Linked DNA regions of Homo sapiens: region 2 is linked to region 1. A link is a loop called in an ENCODE intact Hi-C map of the cell type or tissue named here. Cell type or tissue: heart left ventricle. All regions are shown on one strand. Links, peaks and the distances in the headings refer to the core of each region. The heading gives the core; the rest is flanking DNA.

Evidence for each region. A loop is a pair of places that touch in the nucleus more often than their neighbours do. Peaks named below come from ENCODE experiments on the same cell type or tissue, not always from the same donor. Only the 100,000 strongest peaks of a DNase experiment are listed, where the experiment ranks them.
Region 2: a loop joins it to region 1, with 5 times the contacts of the local background. A loop is called at or near these places in 2 of 110 quality-filtered maps.

What each region holds. Positions count from the first base shown.
Region 1 is chr10:33,010,643-33,026,292 of GRCh38, reverse strand. All of the region lies in intron 2 of ITGB1-DT (ITGB1 divergent transcript), which reads right to left. It also overlaps the pseudogene MTND4LP11. Among named protein-coding and RNA genes, the nearest start is that of ITGB1-DT, 36 kb to the right of the region's middle. In heart left ventricle, for the core only: no CTCF peak of the experiment used is centred there; no DNase peak of the experiment used is centred there; H3K27ac peaks cover 2,140 bases.
Region 2 is chr10:32,809,689-32,825,338 of GRCh38, reverse strand. CCDC7 (coiled-coil domain containing 7) reads right to left here. Exons shown (of 44, transcript NM_001395015.1): 32 at 10,886-10,969; 33 at 735-821. Among named protein-coding and RNA genes, the nearest start is that of SNORA86, 84 kb to the left of the region's middle. In heart left ventricle, for the core only: no CTCF peak of the experiment used is centred there; no DNase peak of the experiment used is centred there.

The DNA.
Region 1 (15,650 bases), core at 3,825-11,824:
TGTCCGTGTTGACCTTGATAAGGTGGAAATTCAGGCTCATTTATTGAGAAAGAAGGATTCAAAGTAACTCAGCCCAGAGCTTTCCGCATTCCCCTGTGACAGGACCTCCTTCACATAGACCAGGCAATGAAATGTTCATGAAAGCTGATTTCTGTCCTGCATTTCTCCAAAACTTGAGGGTTCCTCAGTACAAATGCTGTGGAAATTGTATTTAATCAGAGACCCTCACCGATCTGTTTTATTCGTTTCTGTGTATGTCAGCCACCACTGTGGAGAGCAGTATCATGATTGTCTTGACCTCAGAAATGTATTACCTATGCTTTCTTTTAGCTTTTATATTTCTCCAGGGATGAATGATGCATCTAGAACACATTCCCAAATAGTTTACAACTTCTCTTAAATAAAACTCAGGTTTTTTACTATATTGTAGGCAAGAATTTCTGCCTGATTATTGACTTATACTTGCTAAGAGGTTATTCACTGAGATGCTGATATCTTTAAGGACTCCTAGGTATCAGTATCACTTAATTATTTCTCCCAATGCTTTACAGTAAGGGAGAGAGCCCTTAGATGAAAGGAACCTGGGGAACCAGAATTGCTGCATGGCCAAATACCCCATCGGACTATGACCTGAATGAGAAATAAACTTTCTGTGCCTTTAAGCTACTAAAAATTGCAGATTGCTCCGTACAAGTAGTTAACCTATCTATCTCACTTAATTATTTCTCCCAACATTTTACAGTATAGGGGGAGAGGCAAACAGGAAAGCAAATTAAAAAGATGCAATGTCGTATTATAATAAAATACCATAAAGAAGGTTGTGGGTGCATGAAGAAGGCAGTAACTCATTCTGTTTGGGGGAGGAAGTTCAAGGAAGGTGTTCACAGAGAAGAGATGTCTGAGCTGGTCTTATGGTGGAGGAAAAGCTGGTCTTATGGTGGAGGAAAAGAGTCTCAGAAAGGAAATGACATTTGCAAAGGCCCAAAGGTGTGAACGTGTGAGACATATTCAAAGAATAGCCAGTAGTCCGGTGTGGTCAGAGTGTTAAGTGCACAGGGCAGGGAAGGCGAGAGGGCTGAGTGCTGAGCAGCAAGAGATGAAACCTGAAAGGTAGGTGAGGGCTGGACTGTGTAGCGTGTCGTAGACATTGCCAAGGGCTCAGAACTTCTTTTGCTAAGAGAAGAGAAACTGCTTGGCTTAGCAGTTGCATTCTTCACAGCAGGTGGGCATCACTCGGTTCTTACCTATAGGCTTGTTGGGCCCCATAGGCCTTCTTATCATGTTCTTCAAACCCATTCATTTTCCTCTTGGGCACCCAGGAAGACTACATTGCACAGCTTCCCAGACAATTATATGGACGCACTGTGACTAAGATCTGGCCAAATGAAATCTGAGCAATGCAATGGGCACCACTTCCAGAATCTTCCAGTGAAGACCACTAGGACTTCACAAAATGGCAGAGGCACTAGGTGGAAGAATCATGGGGTCCTATGATCACTGCATGGGAGGCTGTCCACCAAATACCCAATCAAACTCTGACCTGAGTCAGAAATAAATGTTCTGGCCAGGCATGGTGGCTCACGCCTGTAATCCCAACAGTTTGGGAGGCCAAGGTGGATGGATCACCTGAGGTCAGGAGATTGAGACCAGCCTGGCCAACATGGTAAAACCCTGCCTCTACTAAAAAATACAAAAAATTAGCTGGAAGTGGTGGTGCATGCCTGCAATCCCACTTACTCGAGAGGCTGAGGTAGGAGAATCGCTGGAACCCAGCAGACAGAGGTTGCAGTGAGCCAACATTGCACCACTGCTCTCCAGCCTGGGTGACAGAGCCAGGCAAGAAAGGAGAAAGAAAAGAAAAGAAAAGAAAGGAAGAAGAGAGAGAGAGAGAGAAAGGAAGGAAGGAAGGAAGGAAGGAAGGAAGGAAAGACAGAGAGAGAAGGAAAGAAAGAAAGAAAAAGAAAGAAAGAAAACAAAGAAAGAAAGAAAGGAAAAGTTATATGCCATTAAGCTATTAAAAATTGGAGGTTGTTCATGATAGTAGTTAACCTATCCACTAATTCAATAGGTGAGGAAGTTCTCAGAGAAAAGACAGCTGCTTGCCAATGGTATCCCAATGGGATAAAAACCAATGGCACCTGCTCACTTTTCTCCAGGAGGGTGTGGGAGTCCTGCACAAGCCATAGCACCAGATTGTCCCCAATTCATTGGCCATAGGTGCACCGTGGTCCTCTCATTCTCCCAGCCCTGATTGACTACTTCCATAAGGCAGTACAGAGCCAGCTCCAAAGAACCAGGTCTCCAGGCAGGGTTCCTAAGGGTCACAGAATACTCAGTTCTTGTTTCCATCAAAAGCAGGTCAACATCCTTAGGAAGTTCCTTCCTATTTTCAGCACCCTAGGGCAAGAAAGTCTAGAATGTAAATGTGCCTATGTTTAAAACCTAATCATGGCTGACTTTAGATTGAGACTTCCAAAGCAGCAGCCTAAAACTAATACTCATTATAGCACTTATTTAGTCTCCATTCTAGCCTTGGGACTTGCCTATAAATGGCTCCATAGAGGATTAGAGTGAGTTGAATAGGGTAATTAATTTAAATTAAATTATGTTGACTCAAATTATAATTACTCGTAATTACCAATAGGCCTTCTATTTATAATAATATTATTCTAGCTTTCATTATATCTTTATTAAAGATACTAGTTTACCAATTCCACCTAATATCTTCACTACTACGTCTAAAAGGCATAATATTATAAATGTTTATCATGGGACTCTCATCATCTTAAATTTACACTTCACCCGAGCCACCAAGATAATAATCATTCCTCCAGTCTTCACAGCCTGTGAAGCTGCTGCAGGCCTAGCACTACTAGTAATGGTGTCTAATACTTATGGTCTAGATTAGATATGGAATTTATTTATTTATTTATTTTTATTTTTTAGTAAAGATGGGGTCTTGCTCTGTTGTCCAGGCTAGTCTCAAAACCTGGCCTCAAGTGACCCTCCTGTCTTGGCCTACCAAAGTGCTGGGATTACAGACGTAAGCCACCACAACAGACCTCTGTACAGCACGCAAATCTCCTTCAATGCTAAAAATTATCAAACCAACAATAATACTTTTACCAGTGATGTGATATTCCAAGAATTACATAATCTGAGTTCATACAACTGTGCACAGTCTACTAATTAGCCTGGTTGGATTATTTCTCTTTAGCCAATACAGTGAGAAAAGTCTAAACTTCTCATTTATCACTTTTCTGATTCATTATCAACACCCCTTTTAGTATTGACAACCTGATTTCTCCCCCTAACAATCATGGCAGCTGGTATGCTGGGACCTGAATAGCCCCTAGCTGGGAGGAGCCTCTAAGAATATGAAAGGTTCTGAGGCTCAGTCTTTGCTACTCCTCCCCTTGCTCTTCCCATTCACATCATTCAGGGCGTCAGCTATGTTTGTATATGACTCTCCCCAAGGCCACTCTTGACTTTATTTAAATTCGGTTTAATCTATATAGTAATACATTTATTTAGGCAATGTTTGGGAAACTTGATATATAACAGATCTAAGCTCAGTGCCTTCCTGGTAACAAATCGGAATGCGATTTACAGGAAATTCTTCTACCAGGCACATCTGAGATAGATGTGAAGAAATGAGAGTAGTAAAAGAATGAAAAGTCAAGGATGAGAAGGAAACCTCATTTGGAATTTTAACACTTGCCCGTGATGGGTTTGTAACATGTGGCTTTAATAGCTGTTTTCCTGAATGTGATATTTAACGAGAGCACGATTACTTTTGAATCCAGAGACTTAGGCTGATACTGACAAATCATTTAGGATTGGTCCTAAAAGATTTCCTTATCTGGGTGTAAATTCAGAAATTTGAATCCCTTCCACAATATGATACTTCAGGTTTTTATATTCCCAGGTTCTGGGTGAAAGCGTAGCACGGCAATTCAGAGCAAACTGGGAGTGCCTCTAAAGGAATGTAATTACTGAACACGCTGTGATTGGATCACCTTCCTGTCTGCAATATTCTTACGTTAAGCTTTATGGTCTCACAAGTTACAACTGGCATCAATTTAATGAGTTCTTTCTTGAAGAAACCCATAACATCATTTCACACAGCCTTTATGATTTGCCATCTTTGAAAATTCTGCTAAAGTTCTTTTCATTAATAGCCTCTTGAAGACTTAGACAAGATGGTATGGGAAATTCCGAAAAGAGAGAAGGAGAGAGAGAGTGCTCTGGAGGAGGAATCTGGGAAATAATCTGCAATTTAACATCCTGGAGTCAGACAGACTGCCTCAGGTAAAATCCTGGCTCCACCACTAAGCAGCTGTAGGACCTTGGACAAAACAATCTCTCTGTGCCTCAATTTCCTTTTTTTTTTTTTTTTTTTTGAGATGGAGTCTCGCCCTGTCACCCAGGCTGGAGTGCAGTGGCTCGATCTCAACTCACTGCAACCTCTACTTCCCGGGTTCAAGCTATTCTCCTGCCTCAGCCTCCCGAGTAGCTGGGATTACAGGAGTGTGCCATCACGCCCAGCTAATTTTTGTATTTGTAGTAGAAACGAGGTTTCGCCATGTTGGCCAGGCTGGTCTCAAACTCCTGACTTCAGGTCATCCACCCGCCTCGGCCTCCCAAAGTGCTGGGATTACAGGCACGAGCCACCACACCCAGCCTCCATTTCCTTCTTTATCAAAAGACTCATAACAGTATCTGCTACATGAGGCATGAAGATTATATCATTTGTTCATAAGTATTCATTTTCTTCTCCTCTTTTTGAGATTTCCCTGTAATTAGCCTCATCTCACTGATTTGGGTTTGGCTATGTCACTTGTCAAGAAGGGGCACAAGCAGGTAAATGATTTGCCTTGTCTAAGCAGAGGTTGTTAGGGGTGTTGCCCATTCATTCCCAGTATCCTCATATTCTTTTTTTTCCCAGAGTATTATTCGGGGGGTACCTATGCAGGTCTGTTACCTGAGTATATGTGTAATGGCAAGGTTTGGGCTTCTAGTGTACCCATCATCCAAATGGTGAACACTGTACCCAATTAGCCACCATGCCTGACTAATTTTTGTATTTTTAGTAGAGACAGGGTTTCACCATATTGGGCAGGCTGGTCTTGAACTCCTGACCTAGGGTGATCCTCCCACCTCAGCCTCGAAAAGTACTGGGATTATGGGATGAGCCACCGCACCTGACCACAGATTGCATTCTTTATTCACAATTATTTGAACTCTTTCTGCCATTGCCAACCGTCTCGACAGATGGAATGTACTGTTCCTTCTCGTTCTTTTGTGACTCGATTTGGCCAATGGTACAAGATTGGATGGGATGTTTTTCATGTCTGAGCAGAAGGTTTCAGAGGCATTGCAACCAGCTCTTTTGCTGTCTCAGGGAGTGGCTTCAACCTGGTTTTTGGAATGAAAACATAAAAGCCCAGCCCAGCTCAGGGGAGCTGCAGCTGACCCTCAGTCCTAATGTAGTATGAGTGTCAAATCAATATTCGTTGTAATCCACAGAGATATTGAAGATGTTTATTACAACAACATAAGTTAATAATTGAGAATATTTTGAGGATTTGTTGCAATCACACATACTTAGTACAATGCCTGGCACATCCCATGTTCAAAATTAATGTTAAATCATGTCATTGGTGTCCTCTCTATAGCATCATTTACCCATCGCAGCTCTAGAAGAATTAGCATTCTTAAATATTTATTGAATTATTGAAGGTGAATTATCGAAATTTATACCTTTTATAAAGTTTTATAAAGTTCAATAAGATGAATAAAATAGAAAATTATTTATCTTAGGAACGCTTTTACACTGTTGGTGGGAGTGTAAATTAGTTCAACCACTGTGGAAGACAGTGTGGCAAGTCCTCAAGGATCTAGAAGCAGAAATACCATTTGACCCAGCAATCCATTACTGGATATATACCTAAAGGATTATAAATCATTCTACTCTAAAGACATATGCACATGTATGTTTATTGCAGCACTATTTACAATAGCAAAGACTTGAACCCAACCCAAATGCCCATCAATCATAGACTGGATAAAGAAAATGTGGCACATATACACCATGGAATACTATGCAGCCATAAAAAAGAATGAGTTCATGTCCTTTACAAGGACATGGATGAAGCTGGAAACCATCATTCTCAGCAAACTAACACAGGAACAGAAAACCAAACAACTCATGTTCTCACTCATAATTGGGAGTTGAACAATAAGAACACATGGACACAGGGAGGGGAACATCACACACCAGGGCCTGTCACGGGGGTGGGGGGCAAGGGGAGGGAGAGCATTAGAACAAATACCTCATGCATCCGGGGCTTAAAACCTAGATGATGGATTGACAGGTGCAGCAAACCACCATGGCACATGTATACCTATGTAACAAACCTGCACATTCTGCACATGTATTCCAGAACTTAAAGTAAAATAAAAAATAACACTAACAAAAATAAATAATAATAAATAAATAAAAAGAAAATCATCTCTCTAATTCTTATAAACCCTATGAGACATGTCGTAAATTGTCAGTGACATATTTGATCTATATCTGAACTATCTGGACTGAGGAAACATATTGTGAAGCATAGCTTAAAAACAACCAGTTTATATTTTTGCACAAAATTTCTCGCTCTTCCAAAAAGTTTTCTCATATGAGAGAGTGCTGGGACTGTAAGAAACTCTTCACCAGTGGGGTTTCTTTTTGGTAGTAGATAGTCAGTGAAATTGAATCAGATTTAGATTCTAATCAAAGACACTTTGAGAACCCCACCTCAGAGCAAGAACACAGCAGTTTATCTTAGGTTTTTAGAGCTTTCCCTCAGGCTGGCTCTGGGATGCTGTTGGTGAATTCTAAGATAAGCTATTTTTGGACATTAAAAGGTTTCTACAAATAATGGAGAGCTTATTTTAAAGCTGTAATTATGAGGCAGAAACAGTGATAAACATGGATGATAAAAATCATGCAGGGTTTACTTGGGGCTCTTCAAAAATGAAGATGGCTCCTTAGAAGGGCGGGTGCTTTTAAAATTTGAAATGTTCCCTCGACAAACAATGGAAGTCTCAGCGTGAGCAAAATGCTTTTATGAACCTCCTGCATTTCGAGGCCTGTAAATTTGAAACCAGCATTAAGATAGGCCTTAAGAGATGATGGTTTTGCTTTTTTTAAAAGTTATGATTAATACTAATTTTAAGATTTTCTCACATTTATACAGCGAATTTCATGGAAAGTACTTTCACATGCATTTTGCTGTTCTTGCCCACAGGAACCCCAGGAGCCAGGCTACAAAGGCTTCATTATCATCTCAGACAGCAAAGTATGAGCTCAGGGAGGTTGAAAGTTGCATAGCTAGTAAGAGGCGGGATGGCTCATTTTGCTTCAAGACCGTTGCTCTTTTCTCCATATTACCAAACCTTAATAAAAACTTATCAATTTACTTCCAATATTTAAATTAAAAAATAATTTTTTAGAAATGGGGTCTTGCTATGTTCCCCAGGCTGGTCTCAAACTCATGGCCTTAAGCAATCCTCCAGCTTGGCCTGCCAAAGTGCTGGAATTACAGGCATGAGCTACCGTGCCTGGCAGACTTCCAGTATTTAAATGGCAGAATAAAGCTATCAATGCCTCCTTTCCTCTGTCCTCCAGAAACACAAGAGGCAGAGTTGAATAATGGATCACCATTATCCCATCTGCCCACAAGGCAGGGTAAAGGCAAGGGGGTGTGCATGGCCAATGGCAATGCAGCTGCCAATCTCTGCTGGGCAGAGAGAAGAAAAAGAGAGCTCACTCACACATACCACTCTGCAAAGAGGAACTTCACAAGGAAGTTAGATGGCTCCGTCCTCTGCCTCACATTCACCACCGATAATTGCTGGTTCAGGAAGCCCATACTAATGAAGACGAGTGCTATGGAAGTATCACAGGATCTATAGAAAGACACTGCAAGAAGAAAGGCAGAAAGAAATGGAGGAGAGGAAGCTGGGGGAGGTGGAGGAGATTGACAAATTTAAAAGCAGTGAAACTTACAATCATGGCGGTAGGCGAAGGGAAAACAAATATCACGAAAACAGTATCCCACAGACCAGTTAAAAACTAGCATCAATATCTCATCACAAACTCACAAGAGTTTAAAGCCAAATGATAAGGGAAGATTAGATGGAATAATAAGAGAATTATGAAGGTGACTTCAGAAATAGCACGAAGGGCCTAGACACTGCTGAAAACATAGCAAGAGACGTGGAGGACAAGAGTCAGAAGAGTGAGGAGGTGAAATGGGAGTAGATGAGAGCTGGAAAGGGTTAGAGAAAAATAACAAATACAAATGATAGATTAATGAGATCCAGAATTAATAGAAGGCTTGGGTCTAAATCTTAAATGGCACCTCTTATTCTAGGAAAAGCATTTTATCAAATTATCAACACTGAGACATATTCCAGTAGAGCTAATGGATACCAAAGATAAAGAAATAATTCTTGACAACAGAAATACTATATAAATAACAAAATTTCAGAGATAAAGGGGATAGAAAGAGGAAAATACTGTAGGTTTAGAGATTTCCTTATATCCTATAGCCAAGCACCAGTGCTGATAAACCAACAAATTTAGGTTTATTTAATTATATAAATATTAATACTAAGAAAAATAGCAAAAATCAAACAAAATCATGTAGTAGAGGGAAGGCTGGGGTTAAGTGGAAATCATTGAATTCAACATTGATTATAGTAATAAATAAACAAATGATAATCAGAGAAATAGAGTCATTATATAAGGCATACTATATTCTTATAAAAACAAACCGCTAGAGAAAATTTAATTTTTCACATTATCACAAAAAAGAAAAAGAAAACACTGATTACACAGTGAAAGAAATTAATGCATCAGTAAAAACAGGTAGCATATCATTAATTATAAGATGTTATATTGACTTCTAGAAATTTATATTACAAATATATACATGTGAAATTATGTAGGTACAAAGATGTGGACCGCAGAATTGTTTGTAATATCAAAATACTGGGAACAATTTAAAAGTCTGTCAACAGGAAACTGATTGAATAAATTATGACATATCCATGAAGCAGAATATTATACAGCAGTCAAAAAGAATGGCTTCAATGTAATATTGCTAGGTTTAAAAAATAATATTTAGAACTAACATTGTACAGTATACAATCATTTGATGAAAAATCATATGTATTTATCTGTGTATGTGTAGTGTGGGTGTAGGCATATATTATCATCCCCGGAAGGTTAAAGAAAGGGTAAAAACAGATGTCCCCAAAGAGGGAAACTGGATCCTTGGGAAATGCGGGTAAGAAAGAAACACTTCACTGTGTACTCTTCTGTGGTTTATGGATTCTGTATGTGTGCAGGTTTTATCTAGTCGAAATCACAGAAATTAAATATTATAACTTATAAAAGGCAAAAATAACCTTACCAATTGATTGATCCTTGATATGGCTTAACTCTGTCCACCCAAATCTCATCTTGAATTTTAATCCCCATAATCCTCACGTGTTGAGGGAGGAAACTGAGAGGAGGTGATTGGATCACGGGGACTGTTTCCCCCATTCTGTTCTCGCCATAGTGAGTGAGTTCTCCCGAGATCTGATGGTTTTATAAGGCAGTTTTCCCTTTCTTGCTCACTTTCTCTTTCCTGTTGCCGTGTGAAGAAGGTCTTGCTTCCCCTTCCGCCATGACTGTAAGTTTCTCGAGGCCTCCCCAGCCATGAGAAACTGTGTCAATTAAACCTCTTTTCTTTATAAATTACCCAATGTTGGGTAGTTCTTTATAGCAGTGGGAAAACGGACTAATACAACCCTGTTATGCAAGTGCAGTTTATAATGAATTGGGAATGAAGAAGTTTGACCCAGAATAATTTCCTGCCTAGAACATCTCTGAGTATCCAATTTATTTTTGGGTCCCATTGGGAGATAAGGTTTCAGTTTGGCTTGGAGTCACTTAGAGCTTGACTTAGAGGGGACTTGGACAAGGGGATCACCGTCTGAACTAGAAACAGTCTAGATCAGCAGCCCAGGGCCTGCCTCAAGAGAAGGCTAGAGACTGCCCACTGTTGTGCCATGTGCCAACCAGGCAGAGAAACACCAAAGTCACAGTTGTAGTTAGACAGAGGTATGGTGTGTCCAGGAGCCTGCCAGTGCAGCCTGCAAGGCTGTTACTAAGTGCACTTTAATTTTTAACTTTTCTAACAGAAGTGGGAGCTGTCCCACTGAGAGTACACTCCTGCCAATGTCATGTGAAGTGAGAAAACATTTCTTGCTTTGTCTGTAGTTTGTGGATCTCTGAAGCCTTTCCTTTTCTAATAGATGACTAATAGATGGTTATGGTTAGACCAAGACCCGAGGGATGTTTTACATGAGGCTATTCCCACAGTGTGACTGTCCACAACATGCTCTTTCAAGGCATGGGAAAAAGAGTCACCACTGCCTAGGGAGAGAAAAGAATTAGAAGGGCAGCCTCCCCCTTGAGAGTTCAATGCAGTCCTTTAAGTCCAGCAATTGAATCTTTTAAAAGGCAGAACTCTGTTCTAATCAATCAAGCTTTCATTTCCTCTGGCAATACATTCCCCTTGGCACTCAAGAAATCAGAAACTAGAGCCTTGCACACGAAAAGTCAACACAGGATTTTCTGCTAAGTTGACTTGGTCTTACGAACCCACCCAGAATTTTCTGTCAGCAAGAAACCATCTATCAGTCCAAGTTTGTCACGTTAAATGGAAAAGATGTGGTTTGCATCCAGGACTTAAGGAATATAGTTTCTGATATGTTTGAGAAAAATTAAAGATAAGCAACAACCTCGAACATGTTTTTCAACCTGTCATTTCTGGTTATATAGTTTTGTGATGTCTGTGTCCAAGGTCTACTGACTAGACAGACATTCCAGGCCATACAGGTTCTGATCCTAGTTACTTAGCACAGCAAGTGGCTTTGCAGATGTCGTTGGCCGATAAAAGGCTAAAAAACCATGGGCATGATTCTAGTCTTTTGTCTTCCTCATTAGCACTTCGTGTGAAGTGATAGGAAGATTCCTTAAAATCAAACTAACTCATACACAGTGAAATTTATACTAAAAAACTTTTTTTAAGAGACAGAGTCAGCTGGGTACGGTTGCTCATGCCTGTAATCCCCACACTTTGGGAGGCCAAGGTGGGCAGATCACCTGACGTCCGGAGTTCGAGACCAGCCTGGCCAACATGGTGAAACCCCATCTCTGCTAAAAATACAAAAATTAGCCAGGTGTGGTGGCAGGCGCCTGTAATCCCAGCTACTCCGGAGGCTGAGGCAGGAGAAGTGCTTGAACCCAGGAGGTGGAGGTTGCAGTGAGCCGAGATCGCGCCATTTAACTCCAGCGTGGGGGACAAGAGTGAGACTTCGTCTCAAAGAAAAAAAAGAGAGTCTTGCTGTGTCACTCGACTGGAGTGCAGTGGTGCCATCATAGCTCACTGCAGCCTCCGACTCCTGCACTTAACTCATCCTCTCATCTCACCTTCCCCAGTAGCGAAGACTACATGTGTGCACCACCACACCCAGCTAATATTTTTTAATTTTTTGTAGAGACAGGGTATCACTGTGTTGCCCCTGCTGCTTTTGAACTGCGAGACTCAACCAATCCTCTCACCTTGGCCTCTCAAAGTGCTGGGATTACAGGGATAAACCACCACGCCCAGCCCACAAGACATTTCCCAGTGGATTTTTTCCCCAAGGTTTCCCACGGAAACTGTGTCCAGAATTGGTGGGTTCTTGGTCTCACTGACTTCAAGAATGAAGTTGCTGACCCTCGCGGTGAGTGTTACAGCTCTTAGGGGGGGACGTCTGGAGTTGTTCGTTCCTCCTGGTGGGCTCGTAGTCTTGCTGGGCTCAGGAGTGAAGCTGCAAATCTTCACGGTGAGTGTTACAGCTCATAAAAGCAGCATGGACTCAAAGAGTGAGCAGTAGCAAAACATATTGCAAAGAGCGAAAGAACAAAGCTTCCGCAGTGGGGAAGGAGACCCGAGTGGGTTGCCAATGCCGGCTCCGAAAGCCTGCTTTTATTCTCTTATCTGGCCCCACCCACATCCTGCTGATTGGTAGAGCCCAGTGGCCTGTTTTGTCCGGGCGCTGATTGGTGCGTTTACAATCCCTGAGCAAGATACAAAGGTTCTCCACCTCCCCATCAGATTAGTTAGATAGAGTTTCAACACACAGGTTCTCCAAGGCCCCACCAGAGCAGCTAGATACAAAGTGCCAATTGGTGCATTCACAAACCTTGAGCTAAACACAGGGTGCTGATTGGTGTGTTTACAAACCTTGAGCTAGATACAGAGTGCCGATTGGTGTATTTACAATCCTTGAGCTAGACATAAAGGTTCTCCACGTCCTCACCAGAGCAGCTAGATACAGAGTGTCGATTGGTGCACTCACAAACCTTGAGCTAAACACAGGGTGCTGATTGGTGTATTTACAATCCCTGAGCTAGATATAAAGACTCTCCACGTCCCCACCAGACTCAGGAGCCCAGCTGGCTTCACCTAGTGGATCCCGCACTGGGGCTGCAAGTGAAGCTGCCTGCCAGTCCTGCACCGTGCGCTCGCATTCCTCAGCCCTTGGGTGGTCGATGGGACTGGGCGCCGTGGAGTAGGGGGTGGTGCTCGTCGGGGAGGCTCGGGCAGCACAGGAGCCCATGGAGTGGGTGGGAGGCTCAGGCATGGTGGGCTGCAGGTCCCGAGCCCTGCCCCGCGGGAAGGCAGCCAAGGCCCAGCGAGAAATCAAGCGCAGTGCCGGTGGGCCAGCACTGCTGGGGGACTCAGTACACCCTCCGCAGCCACTGGCCCGGGTGCTAAGTCCCCCACTGCCCGGGGCCAGCAGGGCTGGCTGGCTGCTCCGAGTGCGGGGCCCGCCAAGCCCACGCCCACCCGGAACTCCACCTGGCCCGCAAGCGCCGCACGCAGCCCCGGTTCCCGCTCGTGCCTCTCCCTCCACACCTCCCTGCAAGCTGAGGGAGTGGGCTCCGGCCTTGGCCAGCCCAGAAAGGGGCTCCCACAGTGCAGTGGGGGGCTGAAGGGCTCCTCAAATGCCACAAAGTGGGAGCCCAGGCAGGGGAGGTGCTGAGAGCAAGCGAGGGCTCTGAGGACTGCCAGCACGCTGTCACCTCTCAAAACTTGTTCAGACAACATTTGAATTTACATAAGAGTAGAAAAATAATATTTTTGCACACATATTCCAAGAGCTGAATAGTCAATATTATTATGACATGGGTGGAGTTAGTACCTTTTTTTTTTTTTTTTGAGATGGAGTCTCACTCTGTTGCCCAGGCTGGAGTGCAGTGGTGCAATCTCGGCTCACTACAACCTCTGCCACCCAGGTTCAAGCGATTCTCCTGCCTCAGCCTCCTGAGTAGCTGAGAATACAGTGGCAGGCGCCACTGCACCCGGCTAATTTTTCTATTTTTAGTAGAGACAGGGTTTCGCCATCTTGGCCAGGCTGGTCTTGAACTTCTGACCTCGTGATCCATCCACCTCGGCCTCCCAAAGTGCTGGGATTACAGGCATGAGCCACCACACCCGGCCTGGAGTTTGTATCTTAACACACTGGTGTATGAATATTCAGTGGATAGTGAAGTCACACGGCCTTGGCTTCAGAACTGGCACCCACCCACCCTCACCACAACCACCAAGCTATGAAGAATGTGGGGTTGGGGAGACATTTGACTTTCTAAGCCTACAAAAGAGGGCTCTGAATAGCTGGTCTTCCCTCCCACCGGCCTGCTGGGAGAACAGAAGAACACGAGGTTTGCAGTTGTACTTGGTGTTGTCGTCACCATCTGGGCAGTTCCCAGTGGGAATAATTCTGGGCTCTTCTTGAGTCCTCTGCATCTGGTACATTACATGGCAAGTTCCTAGTTGGTTTCAATTCTCATTTTAAAATCTCTTGCCACTTTTATCATGAAACTTTTTAATAACTTGGTCGAAAACCAATATTCTTTCTTTTTTCTTCAACTTTTAAGTTCAGGGGTACATGTGCAGGATGTGCAGGTTTGTTACATGGGTAAACCTGTGCCATGGTAGCTGCACGGACCATCCCATCCCCTAGGTATGAAGCTCAGCACCCATTAGCTATTCTTCCTAATGCTCTCCTTCCCCCTGCACCCCCGTGCCAGGCCCCAGTGTATGTTGTTGCCTGCTATGTGTCCATGTGTTCTTATCATTCAGCTTCCACTTTTAAGTGAGAACATGCAGTGTTTGCTTTTCTGTTCCTGCATTAGTTTGCTGAGGATAGCAGCTCCCAACTCTATCCATGTCCCTGCAAAGGACATGATCTTGTTCCTTTTCATGGCTGCATATATTCCATGGGGCTATGTGCCACATTTTCTTTATCCAGTCTATCACTGATGGGCATTTAGATTGATTTCATATCTTTGCTATTGTGAATAGTGCTGCAGTGAACATACGCGTGCATGTATCTTTATAACAGAATGGCTTCAGTGAACACACGCGTGCATGTATCTTTATAATAGAATGATTTATATTCCTTTGGGTATATACCCAGTAATGGGATTGCTGGGTCAAATGGTATTTCTGCCTCTAGGTCTTTGAGGAATCACCACACTGTCTTCCACAATGGTTGAAATAATTTACATTCCCACCAATAATGTAAAAGCATTCCTTTTTCTTTCCAATCTTGCCAGCATCTGTTGTTTGTTTGTTTGTTAGTTTTTTGCTTTGTAATAATAGCCACTCTGACTGGCATGAGATGGTATCTTATTGTGGTTTCAATTTGCGTTTCTCTAATGATCAGTGATGTTGAGCTTTTTCTCATATGTTTTTGCCGTATGTATGTCTTCTTTTGAGGAGTGTCTGTTCATGTCCTTTGCCCACTTTTTAATGGGGTTTTTTTTTTCTTGTAAATTTTAAAATCAATCTTCTTTATATGTCAATAGTATTATCATAAAATAGAAGTACTAATATTGCATTTCATGACACTTCTAGGTGCAATTATAAAAGTCATTTCTGGCTGGCTTATAATCCCAGCACTTTGGGAGGTCGAGTCAGGAGGCTAGCTTGAGCCCAAGAGTTTGAGACAAGCCTGGACAACAAAGTGAGACTCCCACCTCTACAAAAAGTACAAAATCAACCAGGTGTGGTGGTGCACACCTGTAGTCCCAGCTACTCAGGAGGCTGAGGCAGGAGGATCACCTGAGCCAAGGAGATAAAGGCTACAGTGAACTGTGATAGAGACACTGTACTCTAGCCTGGGCGACAGAGCAAGACCCTGTCTCAAAGCAGAAAGAAAAAATAAAAGTCACTTGTTACAACTATGCATTTAGATTTTCCTTAAACAATCAATTTATGCCTCTCTCTACTGCTTTTGTTTGATTAATACACACGATCATTCTAAATCAGTAGCATTGCATAACAATCTTGTTAACATCTATTTTCTAGGTATTTAATGGACTGATTTCATCAAGGCCATCCCTCTGAACTCCCTGAGTGTAGACATGATATTTTCATTTTACTACCCTGTGCTCCTGCCCAGCACACCCAAGCCTCAGGGCCCAAGCCAGGCATGGAAGAACAAAAGCATCCAAGGAGGCTTCATGGTGCAATTCCAGATGGAAAATGAAT
Region 2 (15,650 bases), core at 4,508-12,507, 200 kb after region 1:
GCCTTTCCCAGCCACTGACTCAAATGTTAATCTCTTTTGGCAACACTCTCACAGACACACCAGGATCAATACTTCGAATCCTTCAATCCAATCAAATTGACAGTATTAACCATCATAACACACAATCACTTTTGGATGAGAGTTGTTTTAACAGGGCTCTCTTTATCTGTTTCTTCCCCTTATGTCTCTGTTAAGCTCTCTGCCTCTATGGGTATAACACGAAAAATTAAGGAGAAGTGTGTCATTGTTTCACCACTAAAAATGCAGTAGTATAATTTTTGAACTTTATAACAAAACTAAAGTGGCTGAAACATTGTCAATTTGCCTGATAACATAACGATATGAGAGGGAATGGGTAACCGATGAAATCATTATCAGTTATATTCATCTTGTTATCATGTTCATAAGCTAGCAATTCTGCTTTTGCAAATACAAAGCAACTTTCCTAATTAGCCATAAATAGCAAATTGAACAGCATTTGAAATACATCTGCAAGCATATTCTAAGGTCACTATAGCATTAGACTTTTATGGATAACTTTTTAAATAAATGAGCCCTAAAGCTAATTTTCTATTGAGAATAATACTAGAGTTCAACTAATTATAGGAGGAAATTCATGAAGACTTTTTCTCACGTGATAATTACATATAGGTACTGTTGTCATTAGAGATACATACTTAAACTCCAGAGAAGATAGGAAACCATAAGTAGATTTTAAAAATTCTTATTCTTACCAGGGTAACTCTTTCTCTTTAACTGCGTCTTAATTGCATCATTTATTGTACCTCTCTCAGTTGTACTATGCAATCGTTCATCAGTCTCTATAAAAAAGTAAACAGATTTCAAAACACTTTTTTAATGTAAATATTAACATGTGTGTGTGCATGTGTCTAATACTATCATAATTAATATTCTTCATTGGAGTAGAATTATAATAAAGTGTCCAGATTGCAGCAACATAGGAATTCAAATTGAAAGGAAAATTAACAATTAACAATCATATAAGCCTCATTATATTGAGGCTTAGTTATATTTAGTGATTTGACCAAGACCATATAGCAAGTAATAACAAAACTGAGGCACAGACTTATGCTACCTTATTTCTTAACTATTTTTTCCATATAATGCAATCTCATATGCAAATTTAAATCACACTAGATAGTTTGTGGTAATAACATAACTTTCAAGTATATATTAAGAACATATATATGTTGTAGGGGTATATCTGGTGAGGTGGAACATCAATTTTTTTTCATAGTTGACCTATCTGCACACAATGGTCATCACAACTCACAAAATATAATAAAACAGAAGTTCCTTGACTCATCCAGAAATATTTTAATAGTCTATTTTAGGTGGTGTAACTATAATTCAAATAGGCATCAGTGATAAAAAAGAATAATAAATAACGCATGTAATGTGAAAAAAGTCTCTTCTCTCTGGTTCTTTTAGCAGGCGGACTTTACAGCTGGGAAGAAGAAAACGGGAATATTTGTAGTGGTACTAGCCTTAGGATTGTATTCCTTTTCATTTGAGTTTTATGTGATTTATACATTTTGTTGGATTTAGAAACTAGTATCTAGGTATAATGATGGAAAAACTAAAAAATCTACTAAAGAGAATTTCATATTGAAAAACAGATAATTAGAACTGGTAAACCTGGTTTATTAAACCTGAAGTTTTTTGTGTCAAAGTTGGTTTTAGCAGAGCATGTAATGGTAGTTGGACACCTGTAATGATCCTGAACGACAGAGTGGAAGTCTTGCTTTGGAAAATTGGCTGAGCCCATTATTAATGTTAAAATTTGCACTATTATCATGGCAGCCCAAATATACCACCAATATAATTCAAATAGAGGCAGAAACCAGATTACACATCATTGTAAAAATGCATTATATTGGCCAGGTGCAGTGGCTCATGCCTGTAATCCCAGCACTTTGGGAGGCCGAGGTGGGCAGATCTCGAGGTCCCAAGTTCGAGACCAGCCTGGCCAACATAGTGAAACCTTGTCTCTACTAAAAACACAAAAATTAGCAGGGCGTGGTGGCGTGCGCCTTAGTCCCAGCTACTTAGGAGGCTGAGGCAGGATAATTGCTTGAACCTGGGAGGCGGAGGTTGTGGTGAGCCAAGATTGCATCACTGTACTCCAGCCTGGGCAACAGAGCAAGACACCATCTCAAAAAAAAAAAAGCATCATATTGGACAAAACGAGTTTTCAATAATTCAATAACAACATTTTGTAAAAGTAATAGCTATATGCAACAGAAAACTGAGGAACATTAACAGATGTATTTCAGCTCTTTTGTCTTTCTCTTACAGATATAAGTAAGAAAGGCTGATTCATTTGAACTAAGAAATCAGAGGATTTTTAGATAAGCAGGGAGTCAATGAGTAGAGCATTTTAGAGTTAAACACTACGAATACAAAGTTATGTGCTGGAGAAATTTATCAACTAGTAAAAGTCACAATTTTCCTCCCTTACATTATTATCCTGTTGCTTTAAATTTTACAAAATCTTATCCTGCTTAGAGTTCCTGAGCTTTTAAAAATGTGTATATTTTTAAACCATACTATTTTTCCATTTAAAGTGTCCAATTCAATGCTTATTACAGAAATGTGTATTACCTCAGTCAACTTTATAATCTTTTTCACATTTACACTAATTACATTCTACTGAGATACAGAAACATTACTCCTTTATATATACCTTTATTCTCTTTCCCCAGTTTTTGTGCTACTGTTATACATATTATACCTGTAAATATTAAGGACAATGTAATAATTATTGTTATAATTATTTCTTTGTATAACTTTATGCCTTTTAAATAAACTGAGAAAAGAAAGAAGATCAAGTACATGTTTATAGGATTTGTTACATGAACACACTTATTTACATTTTTTGGTTATTTTTATTCTTGCTCTGTATTTATCATCCAGTGTTATTTTCTTACAGTGTTACATCACTTCTCCCTCCAATCACCTTTGTGATGCTATCATGAATATATTACATGTTGATATGTTATATGCCCAATGATACAATTATATAAATTTTTTATACAGTTGTCTTTTAGATAAATTAAGAAAAGAAAGAAGGTGGAATATATATTTGTACATACTCTCTTTTGCAATTATAACATTTAACTCATACCTTTTTTAGGGGGCTTCAAATTACTGTCAGAGGTCAGCTTTAGCCTGAAGAAATTTCTTTAGAATTTCTTGGAAAACAGTTCTGCTAGAAATGAAATCTCTCAATTTTTATTTAGTAATTTCATATTTCACCTTTTCTGAAAAGCAGTTTTGCTAGCAATAAAATTATTGGTTGGTAGATTTTTTTTTTTCAGCACTTTTATTTATTGTTTTGTTTGTTTTTCTTTTTTTGTTATACTTTAAGTTTTAGGGTACATGTGCACAACGTGCAGGTTTGTTACATATGTATACATGTGCCATGTTGGTGTGCTGCACCCATTAACTCATCATTTAACATTAGGTATATCTCCTAATGCTATCCCTCCCCCTACCCCCACCCCACAACAGGCCCCAGTGTGTGATGTTCCCCTTCCTGTGTCCAAGTGTTCTCATTGTTCAATTCCCACCTATGAGAGAGAACATGTGGTGTTTGGTTTTTTGGCCTTGCGATAGTTTGCTGAGAATGATGATTTCCAGCTTCATCCATGTCCCTACAAAGGACATGAGCTCATCCTTTTTTATGGTTGCATAGTATTCCATGGTGTATATGTGTCACTTTTCTTAATCCAGTCTATCATTGTTGGACATTTGGGTTGGTTCCAAGTCTTTGCTATTGTGAATAGTGCCGCAATAAACATACGCGTGCATGTGTATTTATAGCAGCATGTTTTATAATCCTTTGGGTATATACCCAGTAATGGGATGGCTGGGTCAAATGGTACTTCTAGTTCTAGATCCCTGAAGAATCGCCACACTGACTTCCACAATGGTTGAACTAGTTTACAGTCCCACCAACAGTGTAAAAGTGTTCCTATTTCTCCACATCCTCTCCAGCACCTGTTGTTTCCTGACTTTTTAATGATCGCCATTCTAACTGGTGTGAGATGGTATCTCATTGTGGTTTTGATTTGCATTTCTCTGGTGGCCAGTGATGGTGAGCATTTTTTCATGTGTCCGTTGGCTGCATAAATGTCTTCTTTTGAGAAGTGTCTGTTCATATCCTTCGCCCACTTTTTGATGGGGTTGTTTTTTCTTGTAAATTTGTTTGAGTTCATTGTAGATTCTGGATATTAGCCCTTTGTCAGATGGGTAGATTGTAAAAATTTTCTCCCATTCTGTAGGTTGCCTGTTCACTCTGATGGTAGTTTCCTTTGCTGTGCAGAAGCTCTTCAGTTTAATTAGATCCCATTTGTCAATTTAGGCTTTTGTTGCCATTGCTTTTGGTGTTTTAGACATGAAGTCCTTACCCATGCCTATGTCCTGAATGGTATTGCCTAGGTTTTCTTCTAGGGTTTTTATGGTTTTAGGTCTAACATTTAAGTCTTTAATCCATCTTGAATTAATTTTTGTATAAGGTGTAAGGAAGCTATCTAGTTTCAGCTTTCTACATATGGCTAGCCAGTTTTCTCAGCACCATTTATTAAATAGGGAATCCTTTCCCCATTTCTTGTTTTTGTCAAGTTTGTCAAAGATCAGATAGTTGTAGATATGCAGCATTATTTCTGAGGGCTATGTCCTGTTCCATTGGTCTATATCTCTGTTTTGGTACCAGTACCATGCTCTTTTGGTTACTGTAGCCTTGTAGTATAGTTGGAAGTCAGGTAGCGTGATGCCTCCAGCTTTGTTCTTTTGGCTTAGGATTGACTTGGCAATGTGGGCTCTTTTTTGGTTCCATATGAACTTTAAAGTAGTTTTTTCCAATTCTGTGAAGAAAGTCATTGGTAGCTTAATGGGGATGGCATTGAATCTGTAAATTACCTTGGGCAGTATGGCCATTTTCACAATTCTATTGATTCTTCCTACCCATGAGCATGGAATGTTCTTCCATTTGTTTGTATCCTCTTTTATTTCACTGAGCAGTAGTTTGTAGTGCTCCTTGAAGAGGTCCTTCCTGTCCCTTGTAAGTTGGATTCCTAGGTATTTTATTCTCTTTGAAGCAATTGTGAATGGGAGTTCACTCATGATTTGGCTTTCTGTCTGTTATTGGTGTATAAGAATGCTTGTGATTTTTGCACATTGATTTTGTATCTGGAGACTTTGCTGAAGTTGCCTCTCAGCTTAAGGAGATTTTGGACTGAGACAGTGGGGTTTTCTAGATATACAATCATGTCATCTCCAAACACGGACAATGTGACTTCCTCTTTTCCTAATTGAATACCCTTTATTTCCTTCTCCTGCCTGATTGCCCTGGTCAGAACTTCCAACACTATGTTGAATAGGAGTGGTGAGAGAGGACATCCCTGTCTTGTGCCAGTTTTCAAAGGGAATGCTTCCAGTTTTTGCCCATTCAGTATGATATTGGCTGTGGGTTTGTCATAGATAGCTCTTATTATTTTGAGATATGTCCCATCAATAACTAATTTATTGAGAGTTTTTAGCATGAAGGTTGTTGAATTTTGTCAAAGGCCTTTTCTGCATCTATTGAGATAATCATGTGGTTTTTGTCATTGGTTCTGTTTATATGCTGGATCACGTTTATTGATTTGCATATTTTGAACCAGCTTTGCATCCCAGGGATGAAGCCCATTTGATCATGGTGGATAAGCTTTTTGATGTGCTGCTGGATTCAGTTTGTCAGTATTTTATTGAGGATTTTTGCATCGATGTTCATGAGGGATATTGGTCTAAAATTCTCTTTTTTTTGTTGTGTCTCTGTCAGGCTTTGGTATCAGGATGATGCTGACCTCATAAAATGAGTTAGGGAGGATTCCCTCTTTTTCTATTGGTTGGAATAGTTTCAGAAGGAATCATAACAGCTCCACCTTTTACCTCTGGGAGAATTCAGCTATGAATCCATCTGGTCCTGGACTTTTTTTGGTTGGTAAGCTATTAATTATTGCCTCAATTTCAGAGCCTGTTATTGGTCTATTCAGAGATTTAACTTCTTCCTGGTTTGGTCTTGGGAGGGTGTTTGTGTCAAGGAATGTATCCATTTCTTCTAGATTTTCTAGTTTATTTGTGTAGAGGTGTTTATAGTATTCTCTGATGGTAGTTTCTATTTCTGTGGGATCAATGGTGATATCCCCTTTATCATTTTTTATTGCGTCTATTTGATTCTTCTCTCCTTTCTTCTTTATTGGTCTTGCTAGTGGTCTATCAATTTTGTTGATCTTTTCAAAAAACCAGCTCCTGGATTCATTGATTTTTTTGAAGGGTTATTTATGTCTCTATTTCCTTCAGTTCTGCTCTGATCTTAGTTATTTCTGGCCTTCTGCTAGCTTTTCAATGTGTTTGCTCTTGCTTTTCTAGTTCTTTTAATTGTGACGTTAGGGTGTCAATTTTAGATCTTTCCTTTTTTCTCTTGTGGGTATTAGTGCTATAAATTTCCCTCTACACACTGCTTTGAATGTGTCCCAGAGATTCTGGTATGTTGTGTCTTTGTTCTCATTGGTTTCAAAGAACATCTTTATTTCTGCCTTCATTTCGTTATGTACCCAGTAGTCATTCAGGAGCAGGTTGTTAATCCTGAGTTACTTAATCCTGAGTTTTAGTTTGATTACACTGTGGTCTGAGAGACAGTTTGTTATAATTTCTGTGCTTTTACATTTGCTGAGGAGTGCTTTACTTCCAACTATGTGGTCAATTTTGGAATAGGTGTGGTGTGGTGCTGAAAAGAATGTATATTCTGTTGATTTGGGGTGGAGAGTTCTGTAGATGTCTATTAGGTCCACTTGGTGCAGAGCTGAGTTCAATTCCTGGATATCCTTGTTAACTTTCTGTCTCGTTGATCTGTCTAATGTTGACAGTGGGGTGTTAAAGTCTCCCATTATTATTGTGTGGGAGTCTAAGTCTCTTTCTAGGTCTCTAAGGACTTGCTTTATAAATCTGGGTGCTCCTGTATTGGGTGCATATATATTTAGGATAGTTAGCTCTTCTTGTTGAATTGATCTCTTTACCATTATGTAATGGCCTTCTTTATCTCTTTTGATCTTCATTGGTTTAAAGTCTGTTTTATCAGAAACTAGGATTGCAACCCTTGCCTTTTTTTGTTTTCCATTTGCTTGGTAGATCTTCCTCCATCCCTTTATTTTGAGCCTATGTGTGTCTCTGCACATGAGATGGGTTTCCTGAATACAGCACACTGATGGGTCTTGACTCTTTATCCAATTTGCCAGTCTGTGTCTTTTAATTAGAGCATTTAGCCTATTTACATTTAAGGTTAATATTGTTATGTGTGGATTTGATCATGTCATTATGATGTTAGCTGGTTATTTTGCTCGTTAGTTGATGCAGTTTCTTCCTAGCCTTGACAGTCTTTACCATTTGGCATGTTTTTGCCGTGGCTGGTACCGGTTGTTCCTTTCCATGTTTAGTGCTTCCTTCAGTAGCTCTTTTAGGGCAGGCCTGGTGGTGACAAAATCTCTCAACATTTGCTTGTCTGTAAAGGATTTTATTTCTCCTTCACTTATGAAGCTTAGTTTGGCTGGATATGAAATTCTGAGTTGAAAATTCTTTTCTTTAAGAATGTTGAATATTGGCCCCCACTCTCTTCTGGCTTGTAGAGTTTCTGCTGAGAGATCAGCTGTTAGTCTGATGGGCTTCCCTTTGTGGGTAACCTGACCTTTCTCTCTGGCTGCCCTTAACATTTTTTCCTTCATTTCAACTTTGGTGAATCTGACAATTATGTGTCTTGGAGTTGCTCTTCTCGAGGAGTATCTTTGTGGCTTTCTCTGTATTTCCTGAATTTGAATGTTGGCCTGCCTTGCTAGATTGGGGAAGTTCTCCTGGATAATATCCTACAGAGTGTTTTCCAACTTGGTTCCATTCTCCCTGTCACTTTCGGGTACACCAATCAGACGTAGATTTGGTCTTTTCATGTAGTCCCATATTTCTTGAAGGCTTTGTTTGTTTCTTTTTATTCTTTTTTCTCTAAACTTCTCTTCTTGCTTCATTTCATTCATTTGATCTTCCATCACTGATACCCCCTCTTCCAGTTGATCAAATCGGCTACTCAGGCTTGTGCATACGTCGCGTACTTCTCGTGCCATGGTTTTCAGCTCCATCAGGTCCTTTAAGGACTTCTCTGCATTGGTTATTCTAGTTAGCCATTTGTCTAATTTTTTTTTCAAGGTTTTTAACTTCTTCGCCATGGGTTCGAACTTCCTGCTTTAGCTCAGAGTAGTCTGATCATCTGAAGCCTTCTTCTCTCAACTCATCAAAGTCATTCTCCATCCAGCTTTGTTCCGTTGCTTGTGAGGAGCTGCTTTCCTTTGGAGGAGGAGAGGCACTCTGATTTTTAGAGTTTCTGTTTTTTCTGCTCTTTTTTTTCCCCATCTTTGTGGTTTTATCTACCTTTGGTCTTTGATGATGGTGATGCATAGATGGGGTTTTGGTGTGGATGTCCTTTGTGTTTGTTAGTTTTCCTTCTAATAGTCAGGACCCTCAGCTGCAGGTCTGTTGGAGTTTGCTGGAGGTCTACTCCAGACCCTGTTTGCCTGGGTATCAGCAGCGGAGGCTGCAGAACAGCGGATATTGGTGAACAGCAAATGTTGCTGCCTGATCGTTCCTCTGGAAGTTTTGTCTCAGAGGAGTACCTGGCCATGTGAGGTGTCAGTCTGCCCCTACTAGGGGTTGCCTCCCAGTTAGGCTACTCGAGGGTCAGGAACCCACTTGAGGAGGCAGTCTGTCCATTCTCAGATCTCCAGCTGCGTGCTAGGAGAACCACTACTCTCTTCAAAGCTGTCAGACAGGGACATTTAAGTCTGCAGAGGTTTCTGCTGCCTTTTGTTTGGCAATGCCCTGCCCCCAGAGGTGGAGTCTACAGAGGCAGGCAGGCCTCCTTGAGCTGCGGTGGGCTCCACCCAGTTTGAGCTTCCTGGCTGCTTTGTTTACCTACTCAAGCCTCAGCAATCGCAGGCACCCCTCCACCAGCCTCGCTGCCACCTTGCAGTTTGATCTCAGACTGCTGTGCTAGCAATGAGCGAGGCTCCATGGGCGCAGGACCCTCCGAGCCATGCGCAGGATATAATCTCCTGGTGTGCCATTTGCTAAGACCATTGGAAAAGTGCAGTATTAGGGTGGGAGTGACCCGGTTTTCCAGGTGCCATGTGTCACCCCTTTCTTTTACTAGGAAAGGGAATTCCCTGATCCCTTGCACTTCCCGGGTGAGGTGATGCCTCACCCTGCTTCAGCTCACACTTGGTGCACTGCACCCACTGTCCTGCCAACACTCCCAAGTGAGATGAACCCGGTACCTCAGTTGGAAATGCAGAAATCACCCATCTTCTGCGTTGCTCACACTGGGAGCTGTGGACTGGAGCTGTTCCTATTTGGCCATCTTGGCTCCACCGCTCTTTCAGCACTTTTAATATACAACACCACAGCCTTCTGGACTTCAAAAGTTTCTAATGCTGAGTCAGATGTTAATCTCACTGGGGTTCTCTTCTACGGGATGAATTGTTTTCCTCTTGATGCATTGTACATTTTCTCTTTCTTTTTCAACATTTTTACAGTGATTAGTCTGGTCATGGATTGATTTGTATTTATTCTACTTAGATTTAATAGAACTCAGATGTATAGATTAATATTACCTAGTAAATATTTTTCAAAGTATTCAGCCAATTTTCTTCAAATATTTTTTCTTATTCTCTCTCTACTTGGAAGACTCTCCTTCTGGTATTCCCATTATATTAAGTTTGCTTACTCCTTCTGACATTTCAAATCTTTTCTTGACCCTGTAATGAATTTTCCCTTGTAGTTATTTTACCTTTCAATTCCAAATATTAATTTGGTTCTTTAAAAATTTAATTTACATCACAATGTTGACATCTATTTGATAAAAGATTGTTATTGTACCTTCTTTTTCTTCTTTGAGAAATGTTTTAATTATTTGATGATATTATTATTATTATTAGACTACTTTGTAATCATTGTCTGCTAAATCTAACGTGTAGGACTCTCACAAGCAGTTTTCCTTGCCTTTTTCCTTGTGTTTGGGTTACAGAGTACTGTTTCTGTGCATGTCCTAAATTTTTTTGCTAAAATATGGACAATTTAGATAATGTATTATAGCAAATCTGTATGTTGATTGACTCTTCCTTTTTGTGGGGCTTGTTGTTTTTGTTTGTTTGCTGCTTGTTGTTGTTGTTGGTGGTGGGGTGTTTGTGTATGTGTGTGATTTGATAGAAGTATTTTCCTAAAGTCTCTTTCCTCTACAGTGTAAAGTCTCTTATGTTGCTTTTTGAGGGCATCTCCTTGGGCATGCAAACAGTTTCCCTCGGATGACAGTGGTTTTAGCAGGGCACTCTTTGAATGTCTCTTTCCATTATTTATTTGTTAAAATGTCTTCTTTTGGTATCACACCAACGGTCATAGAGAAGTGTGTCTAACACTGTAACCCCAGGACTAAATTCAGTTGTGTAATCTCTGAAAAATATAACTAAATAACTTTATTGCAGCTGAGATGTTACAAACTTGACTGATATTTTTACCATATAGAGTCAACTGGTAACCAATAAAATTACTATCTGTTATATTCATCTTCTTATCACATCCATCATCTAGCCCTTCTGCTTTTGAAAAGCTAATTTTACATTGCTAGTTGAAACTAGAGTTGAAATATTATAGAGGGGAATTCATAAAGACTTTTGCCTATGTAATAATTCATAGGCACTGTTCTCCTTAAAGATGCACACTTAGTTACACTCCAGAGAATATAAACTAACCAGAAATACTAAATGTGTAAAGTTTTTGTTCTTACCAGGGAGACTCTTTGATCGTGTCTTGAATTCATCCTTTAGTATATCTCTTCCAAATGCATCTGTCAATTGTTCTATATCAGGCCCTATAGAAATAAACAGGTATCAAAACACTGTAAGGTAATCATTTATACACAAATGTGACAGTGTGAGTGCATGTACATATATGTGTGTGTGTTACTAACTTAAAATATTTGTGGCTGGGCACGGTGGCTCACGCCTGTAATCCCAGCACTTTGGGAGGCCAAAGTGCAGGTGGATCATGAGGTCAAGAGATCGAGACCATCCTGGCCAACATGGTGAAACCCCGTCTCTACTAAAAATACAAAAATTAGCTGGGTGTGGTGGCGCATGCCTGTAGTCCCAGCTACTTGGGAGGCTGAGGCAGAAGAATCACTCAAACCCAGGAGTCGGAGGTTGCAGTGAGCTGAGATCATGCCACTGCACTCCAGCCCGGTGACACAGCGAGACTCTGTCGCAAAAAAGAAAAAAATAAATGAAAATAAAAATTGTATTTATAGAAGAATTAAAATGAAATGTCTGGATTGGAAAATAACAAAAACCTTAAAAAGGAAAGGATGTTAACAATTATATAAGCCAGACTATATTCAGGCTTAGATATGTTTAATGAATTGAAATATCATATAGCCAGGGAAAGGTAAAACTGATGCACAACCTGATGCTGCACAATTTCTTAACCAGTAATTGTTCTATACAATGCTATTTCTTATGCAAATTGAAATCATCCTAGGGACATTATGATGATAATGTATCTTTCAAGTTTACACTAAAAATATACCCAACCTGTAGGTATGTACTATGTGAGGTGGAACATTTTTTTCCATAGGTCAAGCTGCAAACCATGGCCTCATTAGTCACAGAAACTTCTCATGAGGCAGAAATTATTTGATTCATTGAGGAATATTTCTTTCCCCTTTTTACGTTATGTAATTGTAAATTCTTTAGATATTGGTTATGAAAAACATTACAAGATATTTGTAAAACTGAGAAAAACTGCCCTCTGAGGTCCCTTGAACATGAATCAAGGAGGTAATGGTCAGATTTGCAGCACTATCAGAATTGTTATTGGATCCGTTTCCATTTAAGTTTTTATGTGGTTTGATATTTTCCTGGAATTAGAAACTACTAAGTTCAATGAGATAAAAACGTATAAAAATTATTAAAAAGAAATTCATATTGAAAAGGGGATAATGAGGATTGGTGACATAAGGTCAACATTGGGCTTAAGATTCTGTGGGTAGAATTGGCTCTAGCAGAGTATATAACTATGGTTGGACACTTGTCATAATCCTTCCATTGTATTGTAGAGCGGTTTGTTGTTGTTGTTGTTGTTGTTGTTGCTGTTTTGGGAAAATTGGTGAATACATGAATAATGTAAATGGTTGCATTATGACACCAGCTGCTCAAATATGCCACAACTGCATTCTATACTGAGCACTGCCTCACTACCAAAGTAAAAAGTGATCCATAAGATTGAGCAGAACAAGTTTTCAGTAATCAAGTAACAATATAAGAGATATAGCGACTCAAAACTGGAAACATCGGCAGATGTATTTTAGCTTCCTTTGTTCTTTCTTCAACTGATATATCAAAGAAGGACGGGTTCATTTGAAATGAGCAAGCAAATGATCCTTACACAATCAGGGAAAAAAATGAGACCATCTGAGGAAATATTGGGTTAAATACTAGAAATTAAAAGGTATGTGCTGGAGACACTTATAATTTACTAAGAGTTACAATCTTTCTCCTTCACAATATCCTCCCTTTGCTTTAAATCTTTTAAAAATGTTTTTCTGCTTGAAGTTCACTGAGTATTTTAAATAAGCTATCTAAAATCTTAAATTCTATGGATTTTAATACATTCAGTAATGTCTGTCACCATCATCACAGTCAAGTTTAAAAAGTACTTTAAATTTATACTAAATTCCAGTGAAATATAGAAAAGTAACTCCCATATAGCTGTATTCCGTTCCCCATTTTTGTGCTATTGTTATACATAGCACATTTGTAAATAATAAAGACATGGTTATAGTTGTTGTTATAATTATTTCTTTATATAATTTTATGCTTTTTTAAAAAGCTGAGGCAAGAAAGAAAATATATATTTCCAATTTGTATTATATTAACCTTCTTATTTATAATTTCTGGTTCTATTAATTTGTTCCTGTGGTTTCAGATTATCATATCTTGTCATTTTCTTTTTTGTTAATACATAATATTTGTGCCTATTTATGGGGTACATGTGATATTTGGTTATATGTATAGTGTGCATAAAAATCAAGTCAGATTATTTAGAATATCACCTCAGCGATTTATCATCATTCAGTATGATGTTAGCTGTGGGTCTGTCATATATGGACTTTATTAGTTTGAGGTACATTCCTTTTATGCCTAAGTTGTTGAGAATTTTATCATGAAGGAATGTTGAATTTTATCAAATGTTTTTTCTGCATCTACTGAGGTGATTATATGGTTTTGTCCTTCTTTCTGTTGATCTACCTTGTTTATTGATTTGTATATGTTAAACCACCCTTACATCCGTGGGATAGATCCAACTTGATCACAGTGCATTATCTTCCTGATATGTTGTTGAATTTGGTTTGCTAGCATTTTGTTGGGGATTTTTATGTTGATGTTCATCAGAGATATTGACTTGTACTTTTATTTTTTTATGTCCTTGTCTGGTTTTGGTATCAGAGTAAATGCTGGCCTTGTAGACTGAGTTACAGAGAATTCCGTCCTCTTCAATTTTTTGGAATAGTTTGAGGGGAATTGGTGTTAGTTCTTTAAAGGTTTGGAAAAAATTGGCAGTGAGGCCATCTAGTCATGTGTTGGGAACATTTCTAGACCTCTCTCTAGCTATTCTGAAATACAAAATACATTGTTATTAACTATAATCAATCTCCTCTGCTACGGAACTTTATAACTTATTCTTTTTATCTAACAGCACGTTTGTAGTACCCATTAACCAGATTTTCTATTTCTTCTTAATTCAATCTTGGTAGGCTATATGTGTCCAGAAATCTATCAATTTCCTCTAGATTTTCCAGTTTATCAGCGTATAGTTGTTCATAATATTTTCTGATGATCTTTTGTAATTCTGTGGTATCAGTTCTATCTCCTTTTTCATTTCTGATTTTGTTAATTTGTATCTTCTATCTTTTTTTAAGTTAGTCTACCTAGTGGTTTATTAATTTCATCTTTTTAAAACACCAAGTTTTGATTTGGTTGATCCTTTGCTTAAGTATCTATTTCACTTAGTTCTGCTCTGATCCTTTTTGCTTTTCTTCTATTAATTTTTGTTGTGATTGGTTTGTTTTTGCTTTTCTAGTCTCTTGAGGTGCATTGTTAATTTATTTGAAATCTTTCTACTCTTTGATGGAGGTGTTTATTGCTATAAACTTCCATTTTTAGCATTGCTTTTGTTATATCCCATAGGTTTTGATATGTTGCATTTTCATTTTCATTTGTTTCAAGCATTTTTTGATTTCCTTTTTAATCTCTTCATTGATTCAGTGATCATTCATGAGCACTTTGCTTAATTTCCATGTGTTTGCACAGTTCCCAAAGTTCCTCTAGTTTTTGATTTCTAGTTTTAATCTGTCATGGTCTGAAAAAATACTTGATATGATTTTGATTTTTAAAAATTTGTTAAGACATCTTTTGTGGCCTAACATATGGTCTAACCTGGAGAATGTTCCATGTGCTGACGAGAAGAATGTGTGTTCTGCAGTTACTGAAGAAAATACTTTGTAATTATCTGTTAGGGCCATTTGGTTTAAACTGATGTTTAAACTCAATGTTTCTTCGTTGATTTTCTGTCTAGACAATCTGTCTAATGCTGAGAATGAGGTGTTGAAGTTTCTAGCTATTATTTTATTGGACTGTCTCTGTCCCTTTAGATTTAATATTTGCTTTATATATCTGGATGCTTCAATGTTGGGTGAATATAAGTTTAAAATTGGTATATCCTCTTTCTGAATTGATCCTTTTATCATTATATAATAATTATCCTTATCTCTTTTTATTGTTTTTGACTTAAAGTCTGTTTTATCTGAAATAAGTACAGCTACTCCTGCTCACTTTTGTTTTCTGTTTGCATGGAATATTTTTTCCATTCCTTCACTACCAGTCTATATGTTTCTTTACAGGTGAAGTGAGTTTCTTATAGGCAGTATACAGTTTGCTCATGTTTTTAAAATCCATTCAGCCATTTTCTGTTTACATTCAAGAATAATATTGATATGTGAGAACTTATTCCTATTGTTTTCTTATTTTCTGGTTGTTTTCTTTATCCTTTGTTTCTTTCTTTCTCTTGTGTTGTTTATCATTGTGGTTTGGTGATTTTCTGCCATAGTAACATTTGAGTTCTTTTTCTTCCTCATTTGTGTGTTTCCACATCCATGGTGTATATGTGCCACATTTTCTTAATCCAGTCTATCACTGATAGACATTTGAGTTCGTTCCCAGTTTTTGCTATTGTGAATAGTGCCGCAATAAACATATGCGTGCATGTGTCTTTATAGTAGCATGATTTATAATCCTTTGGGTATATACCAAGTAATGGGATGGCTGGGTCAAATGGTATTTCTAGTTCTAGATCCCTGAGGAATTGCCACACTGACTTCCACAATGGTTGAACTAGTTTACAGTCCCACTAACAGTGTAAAAGTGTTCCTATTTCTCCACATCCTCTCCAGCATCTGTTGTTTTCTGACTTTTTAATGATTGCCATTCTAACTGGTG